Linked DNA regions of Homo sapiens: region 2 is linked to region 1. A link is an interaction called in ENCODE POLR2A ChIA-PET data of the cell type or tissue named here. Cell type or tissue: endothelial cell of umbilical vein. All regions are shown on one strand. Links, peaks and the distances in the headings refer to the core of each region. The heading gives the core; the rest is flanking DNA.

Region 1 (7,931 bases), core at 2,187-6,186:
AAATGAGGGAGGGAGGACAGGAGTGCTCAGCTGTGGGGAGGGGGTGCAATTTTGAAAGGGTGGGGAGGCCAGGCACGGTGGCTCACACCTGTAATCCCAGCACTTTGGGAGGCCGAGGTGGGTGGATCACCTGAGGTCGGGAGTCCAAGACCAGCCCGGCCAACATGGCGAAACCCCATCTCTATTAAAAATACAAAAATTAGCTGTATGTGGTGGTGGGTGCCTGTAATGCCAGCTACTCGGGAGGCTGAGACAGGAGGATTGCTTGAACCCAGGAGGCAGAGGTTGCAGTGAGCTGAGATCAAGCCACTGCACTCAAGCCTTGGTGACAGAATGAGACTCCATCTCAAAAAAAAAAAAAAAAAAAAAAAGCATAATGGTTAAGAACGGGGGCTTTGGAGCCAGACTAACATGGGTTCAAGTCCCAACTCTGCCCTAGGTGAGCTGTGTATCCCCCCTGAGATCACGCCACTACACTTCAGCTTGTGTGACAAAGTGAGATGGAGCAAGACTCCTTCTAAAAAAAAGAAGAAAAAGAAAGGGTGGGGAGCCCTGAAGCCATGAGGAAGGGTGCTGAGAATACTTGGGAGAACATTCCAGGCAGAGGGGCAGCGAGCTGGAGCAGGCAGGGAGTGGGCGGGGGCAGCACAGCCTGCAGGAGGGCCTCGGCTTTCTCTGCTGGCTGCTTGTGGGGCAGGATGGACCATGAGGGCCCCACTCTGCCCGGGCAGGGGGTGACCTGCAGAGGCCCCACGGTCCGTTTGACACACTGCTCCCATCTGAACATACCAAGCCCACTGCTCCGACATCCTCCCTCACTGCTAGAAGTTTTCCTGGACTCCTTGATCAGGGAAGTATAACTCAGTCTGTGTGTGAGGTTTGGGGTGATGGTCTGTGTACCCCGGGAAACTGTATGTCCACTTTGTGGGCTAGGGCAGGCCTTTTTCCTGGTTTCAGAATCACAGGTCCCCTGAATCAGTGGTTCCCACACCCGGTTGCCCATCAGAACTGCCTGGGACGCTAAAAAGCACACCCATGCCTGCCCCCACCCTGTCCTTCCACACCCATGAGCCAGAATCCTGGGGCAGGGAATCAGAGCTAGTCACTTTGCTACTAACTCAGATGCAGCTGGTCTGTGCTGCTGGGGACCCGGGAGAAAGCAGCTGCCCTCCTGGTAAGAGGGTCAGAGTGGCCCCCAGCCATCTTTCCCTCGTGGCACCTCTAGGAGAGTAGTCCAGGCAGGATGAGCTCTTTCCCCAGAGGCCATGGCTCAGCGGATGGGGGACTCAGGTCAAGACCCTTGGTAGGGTGCGGGAGGTGGTTCAGACTCCTGAGGACACGGTCATTTGCCCACAAGGGAGCCACTGGGTCCCCACAGGGAGACGCTGCTTCCAAACTAATGCTAGTTTTTGCTCTGTGATTTCCAGAGAAGTACATGGAGTTTGACCTGAACAATGAAGGCGAGATTGGTGAGTGAAGCCTTGAGTGTGTTTAGGGAGGAGGGTGTTAAGTGGGTAGAGGGCTTGAGGGACCCTCTGTGCGGGTGAGGGGCATGGGGCAGTCCGGAAGGCTGGTGAATATGTTGCGCCGAGCCAGCCCCAGCCCCTTGCCTTCTGCCCTGGCACCACTGCCCTCAGACTCCTCCAGACCCTTTGATCCCCTACTGCTTCCCTCCCCACCCACACCTCAGCCTCCCACCCCAGGTGCTACGGGGACTCAGGACAGAGGGTGCCACACCTGCCCAGGGCTGGAGACACTCAGGGTGGACAGGCCCTGGGCCTCCTGGCTGGCATTTCAGTGGCCCTGAAGTCTGTCTTTCCATTGTATGTCATTCGGCAGTTGACAAGTTGCTTTTATATACGTTGATTCTCTCCTTATTGCATCCTGCTGTGCAGCTACTGGCACTTACGTTCTGGTAGGAGACCATACCTGGACCTCACCCGCAAAGAAGTGGTTAAGGCTGGTTTAATTATCCCCATTTTACAGATGAGGAAAGCAAGACTCAGAAAGGTGAAATGGGCCGGGCGCCATGGCTCAAGCCTGTAATCCCAGCACTTTGGGAGGCCAAGGCGTGGGGATCACCTGAGGTCAGGAGTTCAAGACCAGCCTGGCCAACATGACGAAATCCCATCTCTACTAAAAATACAAAAATTAGCTGGGTGTGGTGGCGGGTGCCTGTAATCCCAGCTACTCGGGAGGCTGAGGCAGGAGAACTGCTTGAACCCAGGAGGCGGAGGTTGCAGTGAGCCAAGATTGTGCCACTGCACTCCAGCCTGGGTGACAGAGCGAGATTCTGTCTCAAAAAAAAAAAAAAAAAAAAAAAAAGCAAAAAGAAAGGTGAAATGACTTGCTTACATGGAACACTGGCAGTGAACCAGGGCCCAGCCGTTGGTTTCTGAACAGTTTCCCCCTTTTCCATTTCATCCTGCGTCTCAGATTGATGCTGCTACCGGCATTTCTACTCCTCTTCCTCTGTCCTCTCTCTTTTCTTCTCCCTTTAGAATATTTTGATCATTTTTTTTTTTCTTTAGAAAGAAAATTTGGCCAGGCACAGTGTCTCACGCCTGTAATCCCAGCACTTTGGGAGGCCAAGGCGGGCGGATCACATGAGATCAGGAGTTCGAGACCAGCCTGGGCAACATGGTGAAACCCCATCTTTACTAAAAATGCAAAAATTAGCCGGGCATGGTGGCAGATGCCTGTAATCCCAGCTACTCGGGAGGCTGAGGCAGGAGAATTGCTTTAACCCAGGAGGTGGAGGTTGCAGTGAGCCCAGATTGCACCATTGCACTCCAGCCTAGGGGACAAGAGCAAGACTTCGTCTCAAAAAAAAAAAAAAAAAATTTGGCTTATCAAATAAACACATTTTCATCATTAAAAAAATTGGGGAAACACAGCAAGACAAAAAGACAAAAATGCATCACCCACAACCCCACCTCCCAGAAGTAACTGCTACAAACATTTCCGTTTCTAGCCTTCCACTCTTTATTCTAATCACAAAAGCTGTTTTATATCATTTTTGAGCCTCCTTGAAAAAAATAACTTTCTATTGGTCAGCCCGGCCAGAAAAAATAAGTGAAATAAAACAATGGTGAGTATTTTGATTTATTATTGATTTTTCTTTCTTTTTTTGAGACATAGTCTCATTCTGTTGCCCAGGCTGGAGTGCAGTGGCACAATCTTGGCTCACTGCATCCTCAGCCTCCCAGGTTCAAGCGGTTCTCCTGCCTCAGCCTCCCAAGTAGCTGAGATTACAGGCACGCACCACCACGCCCGGCTAATTTTCGTATTTTTAGTAGAGACGAGGTTTCACCATGTTGGCCAGGCTGGACTCAAACTCCTGGCCTCAAGTGATCCGCCTGCCTCGTCGTCCCAAAGTGCTGGGATTACAGGCATGAGCCATGGCGCCAGCTGATTTTTCTTTTGAAATATAGTTAATGGCTGCATTGTAGGAATGGATTCTAATTTGTTTAGCCGATGCCTTTGTGTGGACCATTTGGATGCCTTCCAATTTTAACTATTATTGATAATCCTGTAAAGAACCTCTTTGTACATGAGTGCTTGTTCACCTCCCTGGTTATTTCTGTAGAGGAAATCTCAGGAAGGGGACACTGGGTCAAAGGCTTTTGAAGCATCTTGCCGAACTGCCCGAGAAAGGTCCTGCCAACTTCAGAGTCTGGCAGTGCGTGTGCAGCCCTTTCCCCCTTTCCTGGAGAAGGCTGCCCAGCTCTCTCTGAATGCGTGGACATCCTGGCACCTTTGGGCCTGGCCCCAGTCCCGCCCGCCTTGCCAGGAGGAGCATTGGCTGCGCCACGGCCCATGGCCCCTACCCCAGCCCTCTCCTGCCATCCTTAGATGACCCATTGTTCACTGGAGAACAATCCAAAGGAAATTGCCTCAGATCTTGGTGGGAGCTGGGCGGTCAGAGACAGCACCGCCTCGGGCTGGAGTGACATTCTGGGGCCTCCCTTGTTTTTCTTGAATTTTGTTCTTTTGTTGGTTTTCCTGCTCTGTGGGATATTTTTGGCATCCTCTCCCTTCCAGCCGGGGCAGAGCCCTAGGACAGCAGGACAGGAGTGGCACGTGGGGAGAAGCCACCTGCCACTCGGCACCCAGCAGAGTTACTTTCAATGCCTGACTTCCTGACCCTGCCACACTGGGCATAACTCCCCAGGCAGCAGGAGAGTGGGCACCCAGCCCACCCTAACTGCAGGAAATAGCAGAGCCCACAGTCATGGTGTGAAGAAAGTGCTCTGGGCCGGTGCTTCCTGCACAGAGATCCCTGAATGATCCCATCCACCCGTTCCACCGTTGGTGGGAGCAGGGGTTCAGAGAGGTTAAGTAGTGTGCCCCAGATCCCAGAGCCAGGAATAGCAGAGCTCGATTCCAATGCAAGCCCGTCTGACTCTAGAAGCCCAGGTCACTAACCACTAGCCTATACGGCCTCCAAAGAGAGCAGGGAGGGCGTGATGGGCTCCTCCTCCCTAGAGAAGGAGTGCAGACGCCAAGTTTCTAGGCGTGGGGTGCCTGAGTGGAGCTTTCCCAGCTTCCCTGCTAAGCCCCAGCAGCCCATCTCCACTTAACAGATCTGCTTTTCCCCCGGCAGACCTGATGTCTTTAAAGAGGATGATGGAGAAGCTTGGTGTCCCCAAGACCCACCTGGAGATGAAGAAGATGATCTCAGAGGTGACAGGAGGGGTCAGTGACACTATATCCTACCGAGACTTTGTGAACATGATGCTGGGGAAACGGTCGGCTGTCCTCAAGTTGTGAGTACCTCCTTCCTCCCTTGGGATCTCTGAAGGCAAAATCATTCTGTGCAGAGAGGCCCCTGGCTCTGGGCACCCCAGCCATTCCCCACCTAGTAGGTAACTCATTGTGCGACCTGCTGGACAAGGTACTTACTTCTCCTGATCCTGATTTCCTTATCTGTCAATTGTTTGTTTGTTTTTTTTTCTTTTGAGATGGAGTCTTACTCTATTGCCCAGGCTGGAGTGCAGTGGTGTGATCTTGGCTCACTGCAACCTCCGCCTCCTGGGTTCAAGTGATTCTTCTGCCTCAGCCTCCCTAGTAGCTGAGATTACAGGCATGCACCACTATGCTTGGCTAATTTTTGTATTTTTAGAAGAGACGGGGTTTTGCCATGTTGGCCAGGCTAGTCTCAAACTCCTGACCTCAGGTAATCTGCCCTCCTCAGCCTCCCAAAATGTTAGGATTATAGGCGTGAGCCACCACACCCGGCCCAAATGGTCATATTAATATGTACCCTGTAGGGGAAATTAGCTTGTAGCAGAGTCAGGCAGAATCAGTACTCAGTAAGTGGCAACTGTGATGATGATGATGGTGGTGATGGTGATAATGGTGATAAATCTGTTGAAACTTTCCGAGCCTTAGTTTTCCTTTTTTTTTTTTTTCTTTTTGAGATCTCGCTCTGTCACCCAGGCTGGAGTGCAGTGACATGATCTCAGCTCACTGCAACCTCCGCCTCCTGAGCTCAAGTGATTCTCCTGCCTCAGCCTCCCGAGTAGCCAGGATTACAGGTGTGCGCCACCACACCCAACTAATTTTTGTATTTTTAGTAGAAATGGGGTTTCGCCATGTTGGCCAGGTTGGTCTCAAACTCCTGACTTCCAAGAGATCAGACCCCCTCGGCCTCCCAAAGTGCTAGGATTACAGGCGTGAGCCACCATGCCTGGCAGTTTCCCCATTTGTAAAGCACCTCCACTACCCCCACAGGCTTGTAAGCATAAAATAGAGTCAAAAATTGGCCCCAAAGGGAGGCAGGGTTTGCATCTTGATGCTATTACTTGCTACCAAAATGACCCTGGGCAAGTTACCTTAGGTCTGCGAGTCTCAGTTTCTTCATCTATAAAATAGGGGTGATAATCATGTCTTCCGTGATGTCCTGAGGGCTAGTGAAATGACACTTATGAAGATTTCAGCCTTGTGTGGCTGATGGCAAACACCTACTACGTGGTAGCACATTGTGGGTGCTGCCCCATTGAAGAGCGTTACAGCATTGCCCCAGGGCAGTCTCATTGTCATTTGTCACAGCTGAAAATAACACTCTGCCAGGTGCCCTGGCTCACGCCTTTAATCCCAGCGCTTCGGGAGGCTGAGGCCGGTGGATCACCTGAGGTCAGGAGTTCGAGACTAGCCTGGTCAACATGGTGAAACCCCGTTTCTACTAAAAATACAAAAATTAGCTGGGTGTTGTGGCTCACGCCTGTAATCCTGGCTACTCGGGAGGCTGAGGCAGGAGAATCACTTGAGCCCAGGAGGCGGAGGTTGCAGTGAGCAGAGATCGTGACATTGCCCTCCAGCCTGGGCGGCAAGAACAAAACTCTGTCTCAAAAGAAAAAAAAAAAAAAAAAGAAAACAGAAAATAACACTTACTTGGCTTTTATGAAATAAGATTCACTTTTTTAAAGTACGAATGTAAAATATACCTGTCTCATTTTACAAAGGAGCTTGTTGAGGCCCAAGGAGACTGAGTACCTGGCCCATGAGCCCACGGTCCAATCTGGCCAGATCTTCTAGCACCCCACTTCCAGGGAGAAACGCCAAGGATCAGAGAGGTCAAGTGTCTTGCTTGAGCCACCCGGCTGGGAAGTAGCAGGGCTGGCATTTGAATCTAGGCAGTTGCCCTAGAGGTTATACGCTGAGCCCCTACCCTCTACTCCCCAGACACCACTCTCAGAGCAGTGGGCAGGTTTTTGAAGATCTTTGCGCAGAGGCGTGGCCCAGCCTGGCTCAGCCTCCTCCAGGCAGTGTGGTTAAGGGAAGGGTATGGCCTGGAAGTCAGAAGCCTGGAGTCGTACCCAGCCTCTGCCCTGGACCGCCTGTGTGGTTCTGAGGAGTCATATCACCACTTTGCGCCTCCATTTTCTCCTCTGTAAAATGGGACTAGCAGCCCCTTCCTTGGAGCTGCTGTCTTGGGCTTCTGCAAGGATCCCACTGGAGAACAGATTTAAATTCTGTTGAGGACCCTGCTGACATGAGGCTGGGATGATCTTTCCCTGGATGAGGGAAGGATCCTAATCTTGTTTTTCTTTCTTTTTTTCTTTTCTCCATCTCCAAACCAGAGTCATGATGTTTGAAGGAAAAGCCAACGAGAGCAGCCCCAAGCCAGTTGGCCCCCCTCCAGAGAGAGACATTGCTAGCCTGCCCTGAGGACCCCGCCTGGACTCCCCAGCCTTCCCACCCCATACCTCCCTCCCGATCTTGCTGCCCTTCTTGACACACTGTGATCTCTCTCTCTCTCATTTGTTTGGTCATTGAGGGTTTGTTTGTGTTTTCATCAATGTCTTTGTAAAGCACAAATTATCTGCCTTAAAGGGGCTCTGGGTCGGGGAATCCTGAGCCTTGGGTCCCCTCCCTCTCTTCTTCCCTCCTTCCCCGCTCCCTGTGCAGAAGGGCTGACATCAAACCAAAAACTAGAGGGGGCAGGGCCAGGGCAGGGAGGCTTCCAGCCTGTGTTCCCCTCACTTGGAGGAACCAGCACTCTCCATCCTTTCAGAAAGTCTCCAAGCCAAGTTCAGGCTCACTGACCTGGCTCTGACGAGGACCCCAGGCCACTCTGAGAAGACCTTGGAGTAGGGACAAGGCTGCAGGGCCTCTTTCGGGTTTCCTTGGACAGTGCCATGGCTCCAGTGCTCTGGTGTCACCCAGGACACAGCCACTCGGGGCCCCGCTGCCCCAGCTGATCCCCACTCATTCCACACCTCTTCTCATCCTCAGTGATGTGAAGGTGGGAAGGAAAGGAGCTTGGCATTGGGAGCCCTTCAAGAAGGTACCAGAAGGAACCCTCCAGTCCTGCTCTCTGGCCACACCTGTGCAGGCAGCTGAGAGGCAGCGTGCAGCCCTACTGTCCCTTACTGGGGCAGCAGAGGGCTTCGGAGGCAGAAGTGAGGCCTGGGGTTTTGGGGGAA
Region 2 (7,931 bases), core at 2,071-6,070, 750 kb before region 1:
GAATATCACAGGGAAATGCACCCCAGGCGGAGGTAAGGGTAAGTGCAAGGGTCCTGGGGCAGGAATGCTGGTTGGATGGGGGAATGAGAGGAGGCAGGGAATCAGGGATGATGGAGGAGAGTGGAGCTGCCATTACCGAGATGGGAGACCCCAGGGGCAGATATGGTGGAAAGACCTAGCGTTTGGGGTGAATTAATCTTGAGACATCTGCTAAATACCTAGTGAGGTGTCAAGTGGATGGTGAGAGACAGGTGTCTGGAGCTCAGAGGAGAGGTCTGGGCTAGGAAGCAGCCTGGGAGTAGCAAGACAAGCTGAGGTCACCAGGACAGAGAGGGAGGAAGCAATGCCAGGTGGCCACTGGGTCTGCTTCCCTGATGGGACATGCGTTGAGTCATGACCCAGCCCAGAGGTCTGCTTCTCTAGAAACAGAGGAGGAAGGGTTTAATCCAGTAGGTCGAGGTTGACAAATCCTCTTCCTCCAAGGGGTCTTCTTGATGCCAGGTCCACCAGTTGCCTGGTCACCCTCCTCAGGCCACTGTAGCTAAGTGGATGGTCGTTCCTTCAGTAGCCTTTATTGAGCCTTGCTGTGTGCCAGGCCCTGGGGAGCCACTAAGGATCCCAGGGGGAGGCTGGTCGCGGTGGCTCACACCTGTAATCCCAGCACTTTGGGAGGCCGAGGCAGTGGGTCACCTGAGGTCAGGAGTTAGAGACCAGCCTAACTAACATGGTGACACCCCGTCTCTACTAAAAAATACAAAAATTAGCAGGGCATGGTGGTGTGCACCTGTAATCCCAGCTACTCGGGATGCTGAGGCATGAGAATCACCTGAACCCAGGAGGCAGAGGTTGCAGTGAGCCGAGATGGTGGCACTGTACTCCAGCCTGGGCAACAGAGAGAGACTCTGTCTCAAAAAAAAAAAAAAAAAAAAAAGGGATCCCAGAAGGAAATTGAGGCAGAGTCTGCCATTCCGGAGGGCTCAGGCCAGAGTAGGATTCAGATGGGGCACCTGTAGGCAGATCTGTGATGCAGAGAAGCCTAGGGGGATGGGGGGAGTTCAGAAGAGGCACCAGGACCAGAAGTGGCACTCATGGAAGGCTTCCCGGAAGAGGTAGTGTCTAAATGGACACCTGAAGGATGAGCAGGAATTGGCAAGAATGGGTAGGAGGACAAACTTTCCATGTGGAAAGACATCACGTCCTTGCAAATGCCCTGGACCAGGAGTTTCTTTTTTCCTGCACCCAGGTCAACCCCTCCCCGGGGAGGGGGCTGGCCTCCAGCACGTGTCGGCTGTGGGGAGGCTGTTGTACCTGGGACAGGCCCAGCTGGCTCAGGAAGGAACATACACCTGTGAATGCAGCAACGTGGTGGGGAACAGCAGCCAGGACCTGCAGCTGGAGGTGCACGGTGGGTGAGCTGGGCGGGGGCTGGAAGGGTCTGGGATCATGGACTGGCTGGGCAGGCGCTGCCCTGAAATTGGAGCAAATACGGGGAAGTGATGGTGTGTGGTGCAGGCTTTCTCCTCCCTCACGTTCCTGGTGTGTGAGTCCGTTCTCACACTGCTCTAAAGACACTACCTGAGACTGGCTAATTTATAAACGAGAGGCTTAATTGACTCACAGTTCCACATGGCTGGGGAGGCCTCAGGAAACTCACAATCATGGCGGAAGATGAAGGGGAAGCAAGGCACGCCTTACATGTCGGCAGGAGAGAGAGAGAGCCAGGGGGGAAGCACCAGACACTTATCAAACAACCAGATCTCCTGAGAACTGACTCACTCACTCGCTATCAATCACAAGAACAGCATAGGGGAAACCGCCCAGATGATCCAATCACCTCCCACCAGGTCCCTCTCTCTGCACGTGGGGATTACAATTCGAGATGAGATTTGGGTGGGGACACAGCCAAGCCATATCACCTGGCATTTTAACTGCCCCTCCCACACAGCTTCTCACTAACCCAAGCATTGGGGGTGGGGGCAGCAGCACAGTCCCTAAGGGCCCCCCAGTGGTCCAGAGGAGAAAAGCCACATCTGAAACAGCTGGAAACCCGAAAGAAGCATGAGTATTATGTGAAGCTCCTATATATGATGGAAACCTAAAGCCCTATCTACTGGTCCTGCAGTGATGAAATGAAATCCCCCAGCCTGGTAAAAATCCTGCTAGAAAATAAAACCAGGAACAGTGCTGTTCAACATCTTGAGGAGAAACCCACCCGTAGAATAATTTCCCACCCCTAACCAGTCCCAACAACTGTTGAAACTCCAGGAAGTCTCTGGTTTTTGAGGAAGAAAACCCATCACACTTCCTGAAAGGGCTGTTCCCCACATAGCAGGCCTGCCTGTGACTCCCAGGCTGTAGTAGCAGTAGGGTGCTGTTATGACCCCATTGTTGGGAAGGAAAATGGAGGTGAGGTCACGAGGTCACACAGCCAGCGATGGCAAGGGGAGAGGGTGTGTCCCTATTGGGCCCGGGGTAAGTGTGTGGTGCCTGGTGGCCCCAGCAGCTTTCTCTGATGGGCTTTCTCCCCACCCCAACAGTTCCCCCTCAGATTGCCGGTCCCCGGGAGCCTCCCACACAAGTCTCTGTGGTCCAGGATGGAGTGGCCACTCTGGAGTGCAACGCCACAGGGAAACCCCCTCCGACAGTGACATGGGAGCGGGACGGCCAGCCCGTGGGGGCTGAACTGGGCCTGCAGCTGCAGAACCAGGGTCAGAGCCTGCATGTGGAGCGGGCCCAGGCTGCCCACACTGGACGCTACAGCTGTGTGGCCGAGAACCTGGCTGGGAGGGCAGAGAGGAAGTTTGAGCTCTCCGTACTGGGTGAGGACCGGCAGCTGCTGGAGGAGTTGGGCTGGGGCAGATTAGAGTGGGCAAGGTGGGTTCAATCTCCAGGCACGGCCCTCAGGCTGTGATCCTGGGGTCACACCTGTTCTTTCTGGAGTCAGGGCTCTAATGAGAGCTGCTGGTGGGGGGAGCCACCAACACTGCTCTCAAAATCAGGACTGGTCCCAAATGGCCCCAATTTCCCCCAATTCGCCTCTCCTCCCTCCCTCTCTCCCTCTTGGGTTTACTCTTCCTCTACTCTGTTCTGGGCACTGGGAAAGTAAGCAGTCCCTGTCCTGCATGACTGGTATGTGATGGGGAGAATTCAGGGGCTTGTGAGAGACCAGGAAAACCTTGAATACTGTTGGGGCAGGTCAGGGCAACCTCCCAGAGGAGGTGCCTTTTAAGCTGGACCATAAAGGGTGAGTAGGAGTTAGGCAGCTGCTAGGTGAGGGGAAGCACGTGCCAGGCAGAGGGTGGCTGGGGCAGCCTCATGCATTCCATCATTTACTGAGCTCCTACTGTATGCCTGAAGGATAATTCAGGGTGGAGACAGGGAGTGGTAAGAGATAGGGTGGGAGAGGTGGGCGGGGATCAGTTTAGGGAGGGCGCCCCTCACTGTTGCTGGGATCTCGAGCCTCACCCAGATATCCCCAACACCCCCACCCCCCTGGGTAGAGAGTGGCTTCCTTCAGGAACAGGTTCCTTCAGAACTGCAGCGTTGCCACTTAGCTTCCACACGTGGATTTGGGAAGCACATCTGGCTTCGCCTTTGCACTAATTCCGGTCCCACTGGCTCAGCGCTTGCTCTGCCCAGATACTGGACTGGGCACTTTCACGTGTTCCTGTTGAATCCCCCAGCATCCCGCTGAGGGCTTGGGGAGACTGAGGCCCAAGGAGCCTGCCCGACTCCAGAGCCCAGCCTGTGGCGCCATGGGCTCCCTCCTAGGTGTCCTCACTTTAGGGGGAGCAGCTCTGCTCTCGTCACTTCTGCTCCTCAGACTCTCCCAATTGGGTGGAGTTGGGGGGCAGTCAGTGGGGCTGGGGAAGGAGCATGAAGCACACAGCCCATATCTGCACCCTGAATGTGGCTTCTTCTTTGTGTCCAGTGCCCCCAGAGCTCATTGGAGACTTGGACCCGCTGACCAACATCACTGCTGCCTTGCACAGCCCCTTAACTCTGCTCTGTGAAGCCATGGGGATCCCACCTCCAGCCATCCGCTGGTTCCGAGGGGAGGAGCCTGTCAGCCCCGGGGAGGACACCTACCTGCTGGCAGGTAAGATACCAGCTAAGGTTGGATCCTGGGAATCAGGTCGGGCTCTCTGCCTCTGACTCTATCCATTACATGCCCATGACCTCTGACTCTGAGCTGCCAGGCCTGGTTGGAATAATCATTCCAGCTGCTGGTCCCCAAAGAATGCAGCCCAAAACACTAGTCAGGTGAGGTGCTCCAGGAAAATATCATGGATTTAGATAAATTTGGAAAAGGCTTCCTGCTCTGTTCATCTAGAGAACCACAATGAACATTTGCATAGCAAAGGTTCTGATAAGTCCTGCAGAAAAAAAAAAAACAAACTTTGGCACTTATATATAACATCCCACAGAACAGTAACAAGTTTTGGATGTGCTGATCTAAGCACCTTCTCCTCTGAATATTTATCCTCCTCATAAAATGGGTTTGTGAGGTTCTTGCTGGTATACAAATGAGGAACTGAGGCCCAGGAGTCTCTGTCCCATCCAAATCCTGCAAGGACTTCAAGGCCCCTGAGGCTATGCCTCAGTCACCCATTGGTTGTTCCACGCAGCCCATGATGAGATGGCAAATACATTTCCTCTTGGGCATCATTTCTGAGCACTTGGTAAGAATTGCCGGGTGCATTCTGTGGATAGGAATTCAGAGACTGCATTGGGCCCAGTGGAAAGGAATGTGGCAATCAGTTAGTAATGTCGGCTCTGGGTGCAGTAACAGCAGTGGTGTCCTGTGTCCTATGTATCTGCCCTCCACACACTGATCTTGGGAGACCCTTGGGTTCCTCTGAGAGGAGCTGTCTCTCCCTGAGAGATCCTTGGGAGGAGAAGCCCTTTTACCATGTCTGTCAGAGTAGAGCAGAGGTCTGCTGGGCCAGGACTACATAACCCATTACTCTCCCTTCAGCTCCAGCCAATCCCCAGAGCCAGGGGTGGCCAGGGTGACAGATACTTCTTGCTAGAGCAGGGTCCTCAGATTTATTCTGGTACGTGTCTAATCTCCAGGCAGTTCCATCCATTTGTTTACCCTCCTGGGCCTCAGTTTGTGGATCTGAGGAACAGGACACAATGGGAGACAGACATGTACACGCCTAATTATAATGCCTTTTCCTGCTGGGCAGCAGGGGGCTCGGCTTGGGACAGAATGCTGCTCAGAGCCATGCTTGGGGCCCACGCCCCTCCCTCCCCAGGTGGCTGGATGCTGAAGATGACTCAGACACAGGAGCAAGACAGTGGCCTCTACTCATGCCTGGCAAGCAACGAGGCTGGGGAGGCACGGAGGAACTTCAGTGTGGAGGTGCTGGGTGCGTTACAACCCCATTCTCATGGGTGCCCTATGAACTCTTCCCCACTGCCTGGGAGCTCCCAGAGGCAGGTCCCCAGACTCATGGCTCATGCTGTAGCAGGGGCCCAGCACAGAGAAGGAGGGAGAAGCTAAGCCCTGTACACTTTGCCTCATCAAAAACCTTTGTTCAAGCCTGGGCAGTGTGGTGAAACCCTGTCTCTATTAAATGTACAAAAATTAACAGGGCATGGTGGTACACGCCTGTAGTCTCAGCTACTCAGGAAGCAGAGGCTGCAGTGATCGTGCCACTGCACTCCAGCCCAGGTGACAAGAAACCTCTGTTCTCAGGCCACCATGGAACTTTCCAGAAACAGCAGGGACAATCGAAAGTGGAAGGGGGCAAATATTTTTGACACCACTAAGACTGCCTGCCTCTCATCAGAGTCTTCTTCTGAGACACTGGTACTTCCATCAGGCAGCAGGAAATGTTTCTTAAACTCACCACCCTATGGAAACAGGCATGGGATGGGGAAACTGAGGCACAAGAAACGGTGGGCTCTTGGCTTCTTGTTCTGTGATTGTGTAGCCTGGGCGGGCCAGCCCCCCCCCCCACCCCATCACTAGCCATTTGTCTCCCTGCTTCTCCCAGTTCCTCCCAGTATTGAGAACGAGGACTTGGAGGAGGTGATCAAGGTCCTTGATGGACAGACTGCCCATCTTATGTGCAACGTCACAGGTAAGGGCCACATGATGTGATGGGCTGGGAGAAGGGGCGGGAAGGCACCTTCAGAAAGGAGGGGATCCCTGGGGATCTGCCCACCTGCCCCAGCCCCACTCCTCCTGACTGGGGTCTCTCTACATCTTGGACTCGGCACCAGGTCCCAGCTCATCTTTGCATGTGTTCTTCCATCCCAAACACTCTTCCCTCTCCCCACCTCACTACAGACCTCAGCTTTCAGGACCCTCCACAGGGAGTCCTTGGCTGGCCCCTAAGGCTCAGTGGGCCATCTCCACTGGGCTCCCACAAGCCCCAGTGCTTCCCTGTCCTAGCACTGACCCACATTGGACCATAGTGGCCTTGTGGCATCTGAGCTTCTTGAAGACCCAGCTGCTGCCTTGTCACCATGGTTTCCCCAGTGCCTGGCAGAGTAGGCTCCCATTCGTGCTTATGGGTTGAAGGATGGATGGATGGATGGATGGATGGGTGGGTGGGTGGGTGGATGGATGGATGGATGGATGGATGGATGGATGAATGGATAGATGGATAGGTAGGTGGGTGGATGGATGGATGGATGGATGGATAGATGGATGGATAGGTAGATGGATGGATGGATGGATGGATAGGTAGGTGGATGGATAGATGGATAGGTAGGTGGATGGATAGATGGATAGGTAGGTGGATGGATAGATGGATAGGTAGGTGGATGGGTAGATGAATGGGTGGATGAATGAATGAGGGTTGGATGGATGGATGGATGTGTGGATGGGTGCATGGATGGATGGATGGATGGATGGATGGATGGATGGAGAAATTTGTGGCTGAATAAAAGGATAGGTGGGTAGGTAGATGGTTGGATGGTTGGGTGGTTGGGTGGGTGAATGGGTGGATGGTTGGGTGGATGGATGAATGGAGAAATGAATGGATGATTGGTTGAATGGAGGGATAGTTGGGTAGGTAGATGAATGGATGGTTGGATAGTTGGATGGTTGGGTGGATGGGTGGGCGGTGGGTGTGTGGACGAATAGAGAGATGAATGGATGATTGATTGACTGGAAGGATAGGTGAGTAGGTAGATGAATGGATGGTTGGATGGATGGATGGATTGGTGGGTGGTGTGTGGGTGGGTGGATGAATGAATGGATGGAAGGAATACCTTGTTTTTCTGTCTTGCCTGTCTATGCTAAGCCATCTCTAGCCATTCCTCAGTAAGGAGAAGGCAGCCAAATCACAGAGGAAGGGGCACAGGCTGCTGCTGCTTCTTCTTGTGCTTCATGGGCCTCTGGGCCGGAATGGAAAATTCACATCCCCTGATCCATCTGGGAGCAGCCTGTGACCCCTGGGCTGCCCTAGTCAAAGCCTGCCAAATTGTCTCATTCTCTGCTCTGCATACAGGCCACCCACAGCCCAAGCTCACATGGTTCAAAGATGGCCGGCCTCTGGCTAGGGGAGATGCTCACCACATCTCCCCAGACGGAGTCCTCCTGCAGGTCCTCCAGGCAAACCTGTCCAGTGCTGGCCACTACTCCTGCATTGCAGCCAACGCTGTTGGGGAGAAGACCAAACACTTCCAGCTCAGTGTCCTGTGTAAGTTTTGGGCATCTCCTGGCCACCGCGGGTGCTGGAGGGAGGGAGAAGCAAGGTGACTGGCTCCTTACAGACAACTTCCCACAAACCATTCTACTATTTTTCTTCTAATTCTCCGAGTTTGACAACAAAAATCATATAGCGACTCTATTGACGGAACATTTATTATGGGCCAGGCATTTCAACAGGCCTGACTGAATCTTCACAATGACACTAGGAGGTGGGAGATGTGCTTGTCCCCATGTCATTGATGAAGCCCTGAGGCTCAGA

The links. Peaks named below come from ENCODE experiments on the same cell type or tissue, not always from the same donor. Only the 100,000 strongest peaks of a DNase experiment are listed, where the experiment ranks them.
Region 2: POLR2A ChIA-PET joins it to region 1 with 5 read pairs; 2 of 35 experiments call an interaction of 5 or more read pairs at or near these places.

What each region holds. Positions count from the first base shown.
Region 1 is chr9:131,113,150-131,121,080 of GRCh38, forward strand. AIF1L (allograft inflammatory factor 1 like) reads left to right here. Exons shown (of 6, transcript NM_031426.4): 4 at 1,428-1,469; 5 at 4,607-4,769; 6 at 7,086-7,931. The coding sequence ends at 7,173. Among named protein-coding and RNA genes, the nearest start is that of NUP214, 8.5 kb to the right of the region's middle. In endothelial cell of umbilical vein, for the core only: no CTCF peak of the experiment used is centred there; DNase peaks (open chromatin) are centred at 4,012 and 4,182; H3K27ac peaks cover 2,227 bases.
Region 2 is chr9:130,367,033-130,374,963 of GRCh38, forward strand. HMCN2 (hemicentin 2) reads left to right here. Exons shown (of 98, transcript NM_001291815.2): 44 at 1,244-1,405; 45 at 2,538-2,819; 46 at 3,932-4,099; 47 at 5,262-5,375; 48 at 6,006-6,092; 49 at 7,470-7,661. Among named protein-coding and RNA genes, the nearest start is that of ASS1, 74 kb to the right of the region's middle. In endothelial cell of umbilical vein, for the core only: no CTCF peak of the experiment used is centred there; no DNase peak of the experiment used is centred there.